Regions from separate parts of the Mus musculus genome. Here region 2 is linked to region 1. The links are chromatin loops, found by intact Hi-C in ENCODE. Cell type or tissue: left cerebral cortex. All regions are shown on one strand. Links, peaks and the distances in the headings refer to the core of each region. The heading gives the core; the rest is flanking DNA.

Region 1 (9,076 bases), core at 2,234-6,233:
AATGGAGAGAGACCAAGAGAACTGTTTTAAGTTAGTCTTGATGAGGAGAAAGCAGGCTTTTCAGCAAGAGGAATGAATAATCTGATGATGATTACACCTTGGAAGGAGTCGGAAAAGGACAAAAGTGAGGACAGAACGATGTAAAAACAACAGAGGTCACCCATTGACAGACATTTACTTATTCTGTGAGTCTGATTCACTAAACTAAACTAAGAAAAAGTAAATTAAATTAAAAATAAAAACCTGAGGGCGCAGCTTCTAGAGTATCTTATCAGAATTCACTGTTTGAGCTGTTACCTTTGTCCCATTTGTCAAAGGCAAGTCTGGAGCCCAAAACAGAATCAACCACACTTGCTCAGATAGAGATATTTTCTGTAAAATTCTCTGCTTTGTAGTAAGGGAAAGATTTAGACTATGAGAGGGAGGAAGGGGTCCATCCACAGAGAAAAAAACATCAGAAGGTCCCATTTCAAATGAGGCAGGAGACAAGGACCCACATTGGAGATTATCCTCTGACTTCTATGCCATGGCATGAGCATGCCTGTACTAAAACAACAAGCACACATGCATACACATACATGTACCCCAACACGACAGAAACTAAAAGTAAATCCAGTCATGGTGAGATTACTGAGTGGATATGCACAGGGTCATGGTTCCAAATGTTTGCAAAGTATGGAACAAGGTTAAGTCAGGAAATGAATTATCCATTCAGAGTTGCATGTCAAGGAAGCAGACAGGATAGACACTTGCAGTGATTCACTAAACTAGAGAAATCAATTTGAGTTCCACTCAAAATAATGGAATGTTAAAAAAAAAAAAACCATTCAAAGACAAATCAAATTGTTCTCTGGTATTGGAATAGTGGAAGCCAGGAGCAAAACCAGGCTTCATTCAGGATATGTTTTCCCACATCAGCCTTGCATCCTGTGACCTGGTTTTGAGATCATGTATATCTTTCAAGTGAGGTGGTATTGCTACTTTTTGAAAATAAAGTAGGTCTATACGTTTTGCTCTCTGTGTGTACCAGTTCTACTCCATGATCACAACATGTGATTTTAGAGGAATCTAAGTGGGGGAACGAGTTAGTAGCCATTGTTAATGAGGCTCATGCCCACGTGGCCACATGACATGGGACTCACTACCCTCTAAAAGACAAATTGAACTCCAGTGTCAGTCACTGACCTTAGGGAGTGTGACTCTCCAAGGGTGACACGTAAAGAAAAGAAGCCCAGGAGGAGGTAATTTAGGATTTATGGAGTGCTGGGAGCGTTTGAGGGAAGGTGTTTGAAAATAAGCATTAACATGAAAAATAACACACATTTATCTGTACTGTGATCTCACATAATTCCCTGAGTACCCATGGGTTCACAGAATGTAAGGCTCCAGGCCTCGGTTAACTGCTCTGTCTCCTGGGGACATAATTAACAATTATCATTGCTAAAGGAAAAATAAATAGATACTTTCAACGTACTCATCGAGAATCTTTACAGAAAAGCTGTAGAATAGAGTCGCTTGCTTTGATATAATAACAGAATAAAAACCTGCCAAGAAAAGAGCAGTGATTAAAAAAAAAAAAAAGACACAAGTTTTATTTGTTTGCATATTACAAGTAGATTATAAACTAATTTTGCAAACTTAAAGGCATTCCCACTAGCAACACCTACACAGGTTTTTTTTTTAAGCTGAATCATATCACATCAAACTTTAAAATGTACCTTTTCATGCAAAGCAGGCATGAATATATGCTCTTGCTCTTCACTAGTTTTCTGCCTAGCTTTCTAAGTGGCAACTGCTACATTCTATCACTCACTCAGAGAATGATGCCAACATTCAGTAGTTGCACATCTGGTTTCATTTTGCTCTCTCGTCCTCATCTTTGATAACCCAACTTGCAGACTTCTGTTCTTTTCTGTCAATTTCTAAAACTTCCAAAGTGGCAGGGGAAAGCACTTATCTGCACGTATCAGCAATGTTAAATGGAAATGAGAATGGCCTTGTCTGGGGGCTGAAACACTTAATACTCTGCTGAGAAGAAAACTAGTCATTTATTTTGGTACAAATGCTGATCAATCAATGAAATATCTCATGAAGACAAAGACCTGACAATATGACCAATAACCCTGCCCTGCTTTTTTATGAAGACCTATCTAGGTTACCTTCATCAGAAAAGAAAATTTAGCTCATTATTTTTCCCCATAATTTGTTTATGTGAGGAAACATTCAAATTAATGTTATTGACATAAACACATAGCTTACTTAGACTAAGTGCAGAGCATAATATCATGTGATTCCAAACTTAATCTGGAGGTGTGGTCTTAGGGTTTCCTGGGAAGTGGACAATGCTGAGAAAAGCTAATTTTCAGTGGGCATCCGCAGCTTCTTGAGCTTGAACTTCAGAGCCTCCCAGGCGCAGAGGCTCTTGGTCTGCATTGTGTGAATACTAAGGAGACACCAATCATTGCCTAGGAAGCATAGTACACTTCTTTGATTGTCATTCTTCCTTATCAGACAGGATGCTCCATGATACCTGGCATTTTTCCCTTTCATATTTCCAAACCTTCATTTTCTACTAAAACTATAAAATAAATCAGAGCTCAACAAATATTTGCTGAATAAACTGATCACCCTCACTGACTGGTACATTTTCACCAAATGCGTTTTATTGAGTTCACACACAGATGGGTGCAAACATGTCTGGCACAAAGACTCCTGTTGGCCATTACTGCCGGAAAAGGTCCCGCAGAGCTCAGCAGCCAAGATGTGTGACTTCACCGAGGACCCGACCACAGAATTCAAGGAGGCTTTCCAGCTGTTTGACCGAACAGGCGATGGCAAGATCCTGTACAGCCAGTGTGGGGATGTGATGTGGGCCCTGGGCCAGAACCCTACCAATGCCGAGGTGCTCAAGGTCCTGGGGAACCCCAAGAGTGATGAGATGAATGTGAAGGTGCTGGACTTTGAGCACTTCCTGCCCATGCTGCAGACCGTGGCCAAGAACAAGGACCAGGGAACCTACGATGATTATGTTGAATGCCTTCGTGTGTTTGACAAGGAAGGAAATGGCACCGTCATGGGTGCTGAAATCCGTCATGTCCTTGTCACACCGGGCGAGAAGATGACAGAGGAAGAAGTAGAGATGCTAGTGGCAGGGCATGAGGACAGCAATGGTTGCATCAACTATGAAGAGATGGTGCTGAATAGCTGAGGACATTCTGTATCCCGAGCCTGTTCCTTGCCCAGTGTGATTTCTGTGTGGCCCCAGAGGCTCCCCTGTCACAGCACCTTGCCCATCTGGTTTCTTTTGGATGATGTTTGCCTTCACCAAATAAAATTTGCTCTCTTTGCTCTCAAAAAAAAAAAAGGAAGAAAAGAAAGAGAGAGAGAGAGAGAGAGAGAGAGAGAGAGAGAGAGAGAGAGAGAGAGAGAGAAAGAAAGAAAGAAAGAAAGAAAGAAAGAAAGAAAGAAAGAAAGAAAGAAAGAAAGAAAGAAAGAAAGAAAGAAAGAAAGAAAGGCTCCTGTTGTCTGAAAGATGCAAAGGTTTCCAAATGTTCTGTTTCAGGCCGTGTCACTATGCTGTTGATCTGTTCCCTAGGACTTGTGGTTAAGGTATTTTAGACTGTTCTATAGATGAAATGTTTGTGTCCTCTTGGAGTTCACATCAGGAAGCCTAATACAAATAAAATGGTTAGACTAGTATTTTGTGGAGAGTTTTGAAGAAAACTTGCTCTTAAAGGTTAATCCTTCATGAATGACCTTAACCAAAGAGAGACAAGATTCATCCATTCATATTCTTCCCCATCCTTCACCCTTCTTGACCACTGTGAAATAATATAGTGAAAAAAGCAGCCAACATCAGAAAAGAGGCAGAAAGAGAGCCTTTATTGGGCATAAGATCTGTGAGAGCCTTGCTCACAAACTTCTCAGCCTTGAGAGCAGTCAGAAAATACATTTCTGTCTTCTGCACCACCCCATCTATGATATCTTGTCACGCTGCCTTTGATGGACTAAGACAGACATAGAAAAATGACCATGGCATGAGAAAGACAATAGCCTGAGAAAAAAGTGGCCCTTCTGCTTTATGTAAAATCAAATCAAGCTCTTGAGATTATGATCTGATGGCTGCCACAGAAGGGCGCTGTAAATTCCTCACAGTCCATTTTCTAGTGGTTTTAGAACTTAATTGTCTTTACTTGGGTCAATAGCATTGAGCATGGAGGGACGTGTGATAAGATGGTTGTGGCGTTTTGTAGGCGATAATTAAAATCCTTGCTTTTTAGCAGGGAAATTGCTTTTACTCACAGTTTTCTTTAGAGCTGAACAGATCATTGAACTGTACTTGCATCCTCCTCTATAAATATGTATCAATACCACACTAGTCATCCTCTGTGCTAAGGAGCTTGTACTGAGCCAGTATTAAAGTTGGCATGCAGGGCTGGGTTGAATATCAAAATGTGTCTCTCTGTAGACCGTTTGTTATGCTGGTTGACTCCCTCATTAAAAATGGAGGAATTATTTACTTCATTTCTGTTTATTTAAAGTGGCTCGGAAGCAACTGGATAGCAAAGCGTTTTCAACAAAGAGAAATAGTGACACCTTGTGGAAGAGTCTAATTTCATCTCCAAGTCTGTTAACATTTCTACCTTCAAAATAAATGTTTAGGAGTACACATTCTCTCCCTTGGGAACAAGTGTACCTTTATATTGGACTTGATACCATATATATTTCATATTATTTTATGGTGCTGCTATCAATCACACTGATTTCCTCTTAAAAAGTAAAATTATTGACATTCTTTAGTGACTCTCCAGGCCTATTATTGTAAATAATAATGGTGACTACAAGAGATTTATCCTTCCAACCTATATCCATCTAAACATACTCTGAAGCAGTAACAATGTGCTCTGTGAAGCATTGGAATCAAACAACACGGAAATACAGGGAATTTTATAATAATCAACAGCACTTACCACTGCTCTTGACAGGCTTTGCCTATTTTGCATATAATTTCCAAAACTGAATTAAAACACATATAAGTACCAAGTACCCAAATGACCATATATCCAAATATTGAGTGAGTAGTAAGCTGGTGTGAAGCTACCAGCAGCTAATGTTAAAATTCTATGGCTATTAATTATACTGCCAATCCTGGATGAGTCCCTTGCAGCTATGGTGAACTTCTGGTGCTTACTCAAGTAGTCTCCCCAAAGGTCCACAGAAATCAGGCCTGAGATGTAGTTCTCACCTTCCTTCTGGGTTCCAGTAGATGTGGGTTTAAGTCTCCTGTATAACACCGGACAAGTTTCTGAACGTCTATCACTATATATCTAGCAATGGACCACTAAGCTTTTACTAACTGAATGATGTATTTTAAATATTGAGGCAGCATTGCCAGAAAACTATTCTTTCTCTTTTCCAGTGTTACCTTTCTCTGTTGCTGCTTCTCTGGGTCACACACCGGGACTTCTTTGAGTAAGTTTCTTGAATGATGCTGTTTTACATGGAAAGTGAGAGCAGATCCTCCCCACACTGCAGTCTAGAGTTTGAGCAGCATCTCGGACTAACCAAAAACCGGACTCTGCCATTTACCACCTGTGTGATCTTGAGCAAAGTACCAAACTTCTCTGGGACCCTGTTTCAGAGCACTTAATAAATGAGGATTGAGCATTGTCCTACCTCCTACAGTTCTATCATGAGGATTAAATGTGTTAATGTATGCAAAGCACTGACTGGCACCAGGCAAAAGCCACGTAAGCATTCACTATTAGTGTAGCATTGTATAAAATAAGTGATAAAGAAAACATTTGGCCTACTCATTAAAATGATCTTCAGGGTGTGTGGAGGGGATGGCAGGGGTCGGGGGGGGGGAGGAAAGGCATTTCACTTCCAAATGTGACCAGCCCAGGGAAGACCATCAGAGTCAGATGCTAGACTATTCCAGTGCTACTACTGGTCACTTTGGTGTGCTTAACTGTTTATGAATACATACGCTCAACTGGAATATGTAATTCATTTTATCCTTTTTAGATAGATAAAATCACAGTTTGAGCTTAAATTATGTTCTCTGCTGTGATGTAGACATGGTTGGATATTTTCCAGCCAACAGAAAGAGGACGATCAGCTTGAGCCTATTTGGGTAAGAAACTGAAGCAGATCTCAGGAAATAACTCATCCTGAGAGAAAAAAAATCTCAAATAAATATGCCCAGTAGCAAAGTCTGTGATCTCTACACAGGCAGCAGAATCTTTCTCACTAGAGTGACTTCTAGTCCCCTTCTCAATTTATTGAATACTGTTTGTTTTATTGATTTTTGCCATTGTTGTTCATTTGTTAGAGACTTGTTCTTTCTGTATTTTAAAAACTATTTCAGAAGAAAGTTTAAAATGCACCTTATATTACTGACTAACATTCACAGCCATTAACTAGGTAGCACTGGGTAAATTCTTGGATGTTCTCAAATACCTTATCTATTAACATTCTGCCTTTCATTTACAATTTTATTGGTGGTTTGTTTTTTTTTGTTTATTTGTTTTGTTTTGTTTTGTTTTGTTTTGTTTTACACTGTTACTCACTTCTGAAAGCACAAAACTGCAAGCAATGCACTCTTTCTCTTCATGGTACTTAGTCTTATGGAGAAATAGCAAATGTGGAACAACTAAACAAAGATGAAGACTTCCATGTAAAGACATCTCTCTCTGAATGGATGTCCTCATCTCTGAATGGATATCTGATGTCATATCGGTAACTGTAAGATGGCAGAAGTCTTGATGACACACTAGGTATGCACCACAAGTATAGCATTTAAGGCACAATTGAGAGACTCTTAGAAATTCTGAATAACTAAATCGAAGGGTCCTCTTCCGGGAATGGTGGTGACCCTAGGGTGATAGAAAAAGACCAAGTAAAAGACCACAAGAAACAAACCTACGTATCAAATGGGGGTGTGCTGCCATATTATTCCTCTTCTTTGACATTTGTATGGCATTCCTTTTATGATAACAAAGCCTTTTATATGGAATCACAGATGTTCCAGATTCTATAAAGCTCAATTCTAATTCTACACTGAGGCAAGAACCCTGCCTGCATTCCCCTAGGGTGGCTGTTTTTTCTAAATACCTCTAGTGATTGAGAATTTGTCACTTCTTGAGACAGTACATTTTTCTTTTTTAGGAAATAATTGGTAAAGCTTAAAGCCAAACACGGAAGATTGATCAATCCATTTATCTTCTTTCTTCATCTTTGGAATATAATTAAAGCAAGTAAATAATTATTTTTTTAAAGTCCCCAAATATTAAGGAAGTGTAAGAAAAGTCCAGCAACCAAGTTTTCTCCTTTGACCACAAAGGAAGCTGTCTTTCCCACCCAAGCTGCAGCATGTTGGTGCTGATAAAGATGCTAAAACACAAGACTGGAAACAACCTCACAACAGGCACAGTTAAGGGTAGGAATAGGCAGTACAGCCTCATGTGGGGGCAGAGGAATAAAGTATAACTGGGCATTGAATAACTTCCAGCATACTGGCCACCATCCAATCTCTCCCTCAATTTGTCTATGAAAATTCACATACCAAAAATAAACATTTCTGCTCTAGACTTGAGTTCCTTTCTAAGTGACCCCTTCCCAAAATGTTCACTTTGCAATGTGGTTTACCATTTTGCCTATTAGGCCCATCCACAGGCCAGTACTTCAGAGATTTGGCTGCCATAGTTTATCACCTAGGTTCTTCCTTCCACGTCAAGGTTATATTCCTGACTGCTGAAAGGGCTCATGAATTATATCTAGCTCTCTCCCAGAGAGTTGTCATCAGATGAAGGAAGTTGCTTGCTTGAGCCAGCATCATCTCTGGAGACAACATAGATCTAATGATGTGCAGGTGTAGGCTAAGGCACTCCATTCACTTCACTGTATCTCTGAGAGACCTATCCAGAGTCTTTTCATGTTACTATGGTTTAATTGTGCACCCCAAGATTCATCTTTTGTAAACCACATCCCCAGGGCTCCAATATCGAGAGATAAAAACTGTAAGAGATGATTAATGAGTTTATTATAAAATCAAGCTCAGCTTCTCTCTTGTGTTGTCTCTAAGCAGTGACATCTTTTGCCCTGTCAGAATACAACAGCACAGCCCTCACCTGATGCAGCCCTGATCTTGGGTTTCATGTCCATAATGGTAATAAATCTCTGTTCGTTATCAATTATCGAGTCTGTGTATTTCCTTAGACCCGCACAAAATGGATCAACCTACATATGCTTAAGGACTAGTTTCAAGCACATTAGGATTCAATTTATCACTGTCTTTCTAAAGTGTTGATAACAAGGGAATTCTTTTTAAACCAGCTTCATGGTCCATTTCTCAGAGAAGCTACTCTTACACACTCATTGTAGACTACTAAAGGGTACAAAACAGAAAGTATCTACACCAAAGACTGAGTCTCAGTCATTCAACAAAGAGTTAATATGAGATTATGAGGAGAATATGAACACTTGATATATAAAGATATAAAATAGGAAAAAAATCAAAAGAAAACCACAGTGCTATAGGTATTCCCCATTCAGTTGATAACAAAGAACTCCTGGGCATGAACAGTATAGTAATGAAAATAAAAAGGTTAGTAGATTTATTGAAAGACAACTCCCCAGAATATAAAACAAAATGAAGACTATGAAAGAAAAGAAAAGAAACTCAATAGATACAATATAAAAAGAGTTCTAGACAGAATAGATAAGTAGGGAGGCAAATTTCTTTTTCATGAACAAATGGGGCTAGAAAAATGAAAAATAACTCATCAATCAGAAACACCTGGTGTTTTTGCAGAGAAACCCAGGTTCAATTCACAGTACCCATACTGAGCTGCTCACAACTGTGTGAAACTTTAGTTCAGGGGATCTGATGCCTTCTTCTGGCCTCCACAGTCTTTACATTCATATGATGTATGTACAGATAACCAGACATGCATACATACACATAAATAAAAATTAAAAACAAAGAACACAAGAAACTTTGTCAAAACTAAAAGCCAAGAGTTTATCAAGGCCTAGACAATGTGAATAAGGAAAAACTACATAGTGTAAAACA
Region 2 (4,000 bases), core at 1-4,000, 570 kb before region 1:
TCTTCCTTCACTTTCTAGCTTGGCCTTTCTGGATGGCCTCACTGAATGTACCCTGTAAGCTGAAATAAACTCTTGCCTTTCCCCGCAAAAAGAAGTCTCTTTCTTAGGCAACAATAGCATTTGGTGAAGTATTAGTTACTGTGTGTCATAGAGTAATCAGCACGGAAGTAATTACGCTTATATGCACTGATTGTTTTCCTGTAGTAAATGTCCCCTTATGAATTCTGTCTGCAACCACTGTTTTTTTGTAATTTTCTCCAAACCATGTGTCTTACCTTTTAATTATACTAGCTTATAAAACTAATATAGTTTTATAAAAACTAATGTAGTGCTAGTCTCTAGAAATATGTGCAACTATTTAACCCTTCCTAATGTCTGGCAGAGTTTAGTCTGTATTAATGTAAAATAAAATTTTGATGTGTAAGAAACAAATTGTAGTGCTATACATTAAGCTGACGTTTTGCGAGTATAAAAATCACCATAAAGGTGTAGTGTATAAATGCTTCTTACGTGGAGGGACATATTATTCATGAGAAGTCTTGAATAAACTAACTTTGTAAGCAGCATTAGTTTATCAATAAGCTTAAAACATGGTGCCATTTATCTAGAATCGTCGGAATCTAAGAACGACTTAAGTCTCAACATGTGCCAATTATCCCATGAATGGCAACTGTTTGTTTTATTAAGTGTAGTTTACTCAAGCCTGTGTCCCTCTTTATGGTCTTCTCTGTTATCATTATGATCAAAACAATGTGGGGCTGAAAACTTACATGTGTGAAATCGAAATACTGATAAATGCAAACATTAAGGTTCTTAATTTTTTCCTTTTCTTATTCAATTAGACCTAGCCACAACCCCCAGACTTCAAGTGCATCGAAACAACCCTATATTTCTTTATTATTATTATTATTATTATTATTATTATTATTATTATTATTATTATGAGATGGAGCCCAGCACAGCTACCAAATGCTGAACTGCTTTTATCTATAGACATCCTATTACTCATTAACTATCCTGAGTATTAAATGCGTGTATCAATATTGAGTTAGTGTGCTGAAGTCCTGACACATTTGTGACTTCAATAATTCTTGATCCTCACAGGCATATATCTAGATGCCAGTGTCATGAGTGTCCCTGTCACATTTATATTCTTATCACTCTCTAGTTGTTTTCTGTGATGACTAATTTTAACATTAGTGCTTCTTTTCCCTGAAAACACAGGCAAAAAAAAATAAGTCAACAAAAATTACATATTTGCAAACATTTCAACTTGAAATAATCACAACAAACAGAGCAATAACTAAATATTACTTTCCCTCGGTGTCTTTCCTATTATGCAAATCAGTAAAATATATTTGTAGTTTTCCCTTTTTACCAATAGGTGGCATTAACAATTTTAACTTTTGAAATATATCTCTGGATATTTTCTAATTGGACAGAAATAATGCAAAACATCTTATACTTAGAATTTTTGGTTTTTTAGCCTAGGAAAAAACTGTAATGAATTTATTTAATCCAATACATCCAGGATGTACATACATTCATGAATGAAAACAGCCTTGTGATTCATCAGGTTTTTTTTTCTCTCTCTAAATCAGCTCAGAGAAAGATTTCAGATCACTTACTTGTCACAGTAATTGGAACACAGTGTCTTATAACTCTAGAGGCATTCAGATCTTGCAAAAGACCCTCCATTTCCAGGAACTGCATACTTGCCAGCCCTGGTTTTCCTTAAGCATAAGTCTGTGAGGAATGGGAGCCAACTATAGGGATTCAGCCATCTAAAGTGGAAAATGATGTCATAGAAAAGGCAGTTGCCTTTCTTTGACTGTGATGGTCTCTGTCCTCAGTGATCTGTGAGACGAGCCCATCAGACCCTTTGCCCTTTCAGTGAGACCTATGGACTTTGTGTTCTCCTGAGCATCTTTGTTCCCTTCTCACAGTCACTGATGTTGGTGATGAGCTGGGAATCATTCACATCTGTTACTTCACACTTGGTGAGCTGAGTCAGGTGGATTGGCAATGAGTTCTAAGCCAGCCTAGGCTTGAGTGAGACCATTTATTAGGGGAAACAAAGCTTGATGCCCCCTTGGCAAGCATTTCCATGCTGTCTTTTATTTGTGGGTACCTATGTTTGTAGAGTGTAGAGATCAGCATCAGGTATCTTTCTCAATTTCTGTCTTTCTTACTTTTTGACAGTCTCTCGCTGAACCTAGAGCTCACTGATATTTTTTAGACTGGCTGGATAGTGAGGTCTAGGGAAACTACTGTCTGCCTTCCTGGAAACTGGGATTAAAAATGTGTCCTGTTTTTTTATATGGGTGCTGAATATCTAAATTTAGGTTCTCTTGCTTGTATGGAAAGTAGCTTGTTGACTCAGCCATTTTCCCAGCTCATGTTATGCTATTTTTCATAGACAAAAGAGGCTTATTACACATGATTCTTGAATTAGAATTTTCAGTTTCTTGCCTTGAAAATTTATTGATTATTTTGTTACTGGCATGTCAATCTCTCTCTCTCTCTCTCTCTCTCTCTCTCTCTCTCTCTCTTCCTCCCCTCCTTCGTTCCTTCTATAAAACTTATGGTATGGTGCTATGTATAGTGGTTCAGGCCTAAATTCCCAATACTTCATAGACCAAAACTGAAAAATTGAGAGTTCAAGGCCAGCCTGGGTTTCAAAGTGATTTCTATGCCAGTCAGTTCTTCGTGGTGAGACGTTGTTTCTAAAAACAAACAAACAAAATAACTAAAAAGAAAAGAAAGGTCTAGTTTCTTCTCACTACTTGTATTTGATAAGTTGAATGATCACCTGTGACTTTCATATCATCTAAGCTTTTGTTCCTGGACCTTGTTAGATATGCATAGTAAGATTGTATGCAACTATAATTGTTGAAATGTGAGTTGTTTTTTTTTTTTGTTTTTTTTTTTTTTTTGCTATGCTCCTTTTGAAAAGGTATAGTCCCACCCATGTAAAATAGATTACACTATTCTTATTTTTAATGCACTATAGCCATATTTGATGCTGGATTGATTAATTGCTGGGAATTGAACAAAGTATTTCACCATACTAAATCTGTTTACAACAACAATGCCTTCCTTGTTGCTTCAACCACAAGAAGCTGGAGCCCAGATTTCATTGTGATTCTAAGAGTTGAGGAATGCTATGCAAATAACCAGCTCTCAGCTGTGAAGGCACCTACCAGAGTCATTATGTGTTCACATCCCGTAGTTGTTGCTCTGTGTTCTTTGCAGACGGACTGCATACTGGAGTCTCCGAGGATTCAGTCTTGTTCTCTCCATTTGTAGGGTTACATGGCACACGTCAAGAAGAAATGATTGACCACAGACTAACAGACAGAGAATGGGCAGAAGAGTGGAAACATCTCGATCATGTAAGACATCAGTAATCTTTTGGGCTAAAAATAGTTTACAAACAAGTGACAAGAGGTTTTCCAAGTGCTTTAAAATGTTTTATTTCCTGCCCTTGGGGGGGAGGGGGGAACTGAGTTAGATTATTTGATATAAAACATGGAATCTGATTTGTAAATATATGTGAAAGCTACTTAAGAGAAATATTAGACCTTGGGAGAAGGCAGATCAGCAGGCCACTGTCTTACTGTGAAAGGGACACTTAGTTCGTAGCTTACCGAGCTCTGTATTGGGAAGGATGAATTTATTGCATAACACTGTTCGTTAAGTAGCTACCTGTCGTGACACCATCCATACCTCCTCTTTTGTCCCTCCTCATTTCTGTCAAATTTCATCAATTATTGGGTCTGAATTTCAGATCTTTCCAAGAAAAGTGTTACACTAAAGCTTTCAGAAAGAAAACATTATGTTTCCTTGGTCCTTGTCTGTGTTTATTATTCATCTAAGCTTTAACTCTGTGGTGATTTGTATAATCATCCCCTCCCCCACCCGCTGTTTCTCACAAAGCTGTTAAACTGCATCATGGACATGGTGGAGAAGACAAGACGATCCCTCACTGTACTAAGAC

The links. Peaks named below come from ENCODE experiments on the same cell type or tissue, not always from the same donor. Only the 100,000 strongest peaks of a DNase experiment are listed, where the experiment ranks them.
Region 2: a loop joins it to region 1, with 4 times the contacts of the local background. A loop is called at or near these places in 10 of 42 quality-filtered maps.

The regions. Positions count from the first base shown.
Region 1 is chr4:14,431,130-14,440,205 of GRCm38, forward strand. It overlaps the pseudogene Gm11836. Among named protein-coding and RNA genes, the nearest start is that of Gm2560, 140 kb to the left of the region's middle. In left cerebral cortex, for the core only: a CTCF peak has its summit at 4,616 (motif pointing left); a DNase peak (open chromatin) is centred at 4,456.
Region 2 is chr4:13,861,892-13,865,891 of GRCm38, forward strand. It overlaps Runx1t1 (RUNX1 translocation partner 1), which reads left to right. Exons shown (of 11, transcript NM_009822.3): 7 at 3,310-3,395; 8 at 3,940-4,000. Among named protein-coding and RNA genes, the nearest start is that of Runx1t1, 79 kb to the left of the region's middle. In left cerebral cortex, for the core only: a CTCF peak has its summit at 1,376 (motif pointing right); a DNase peak (open chromatin) is centred at 2,306.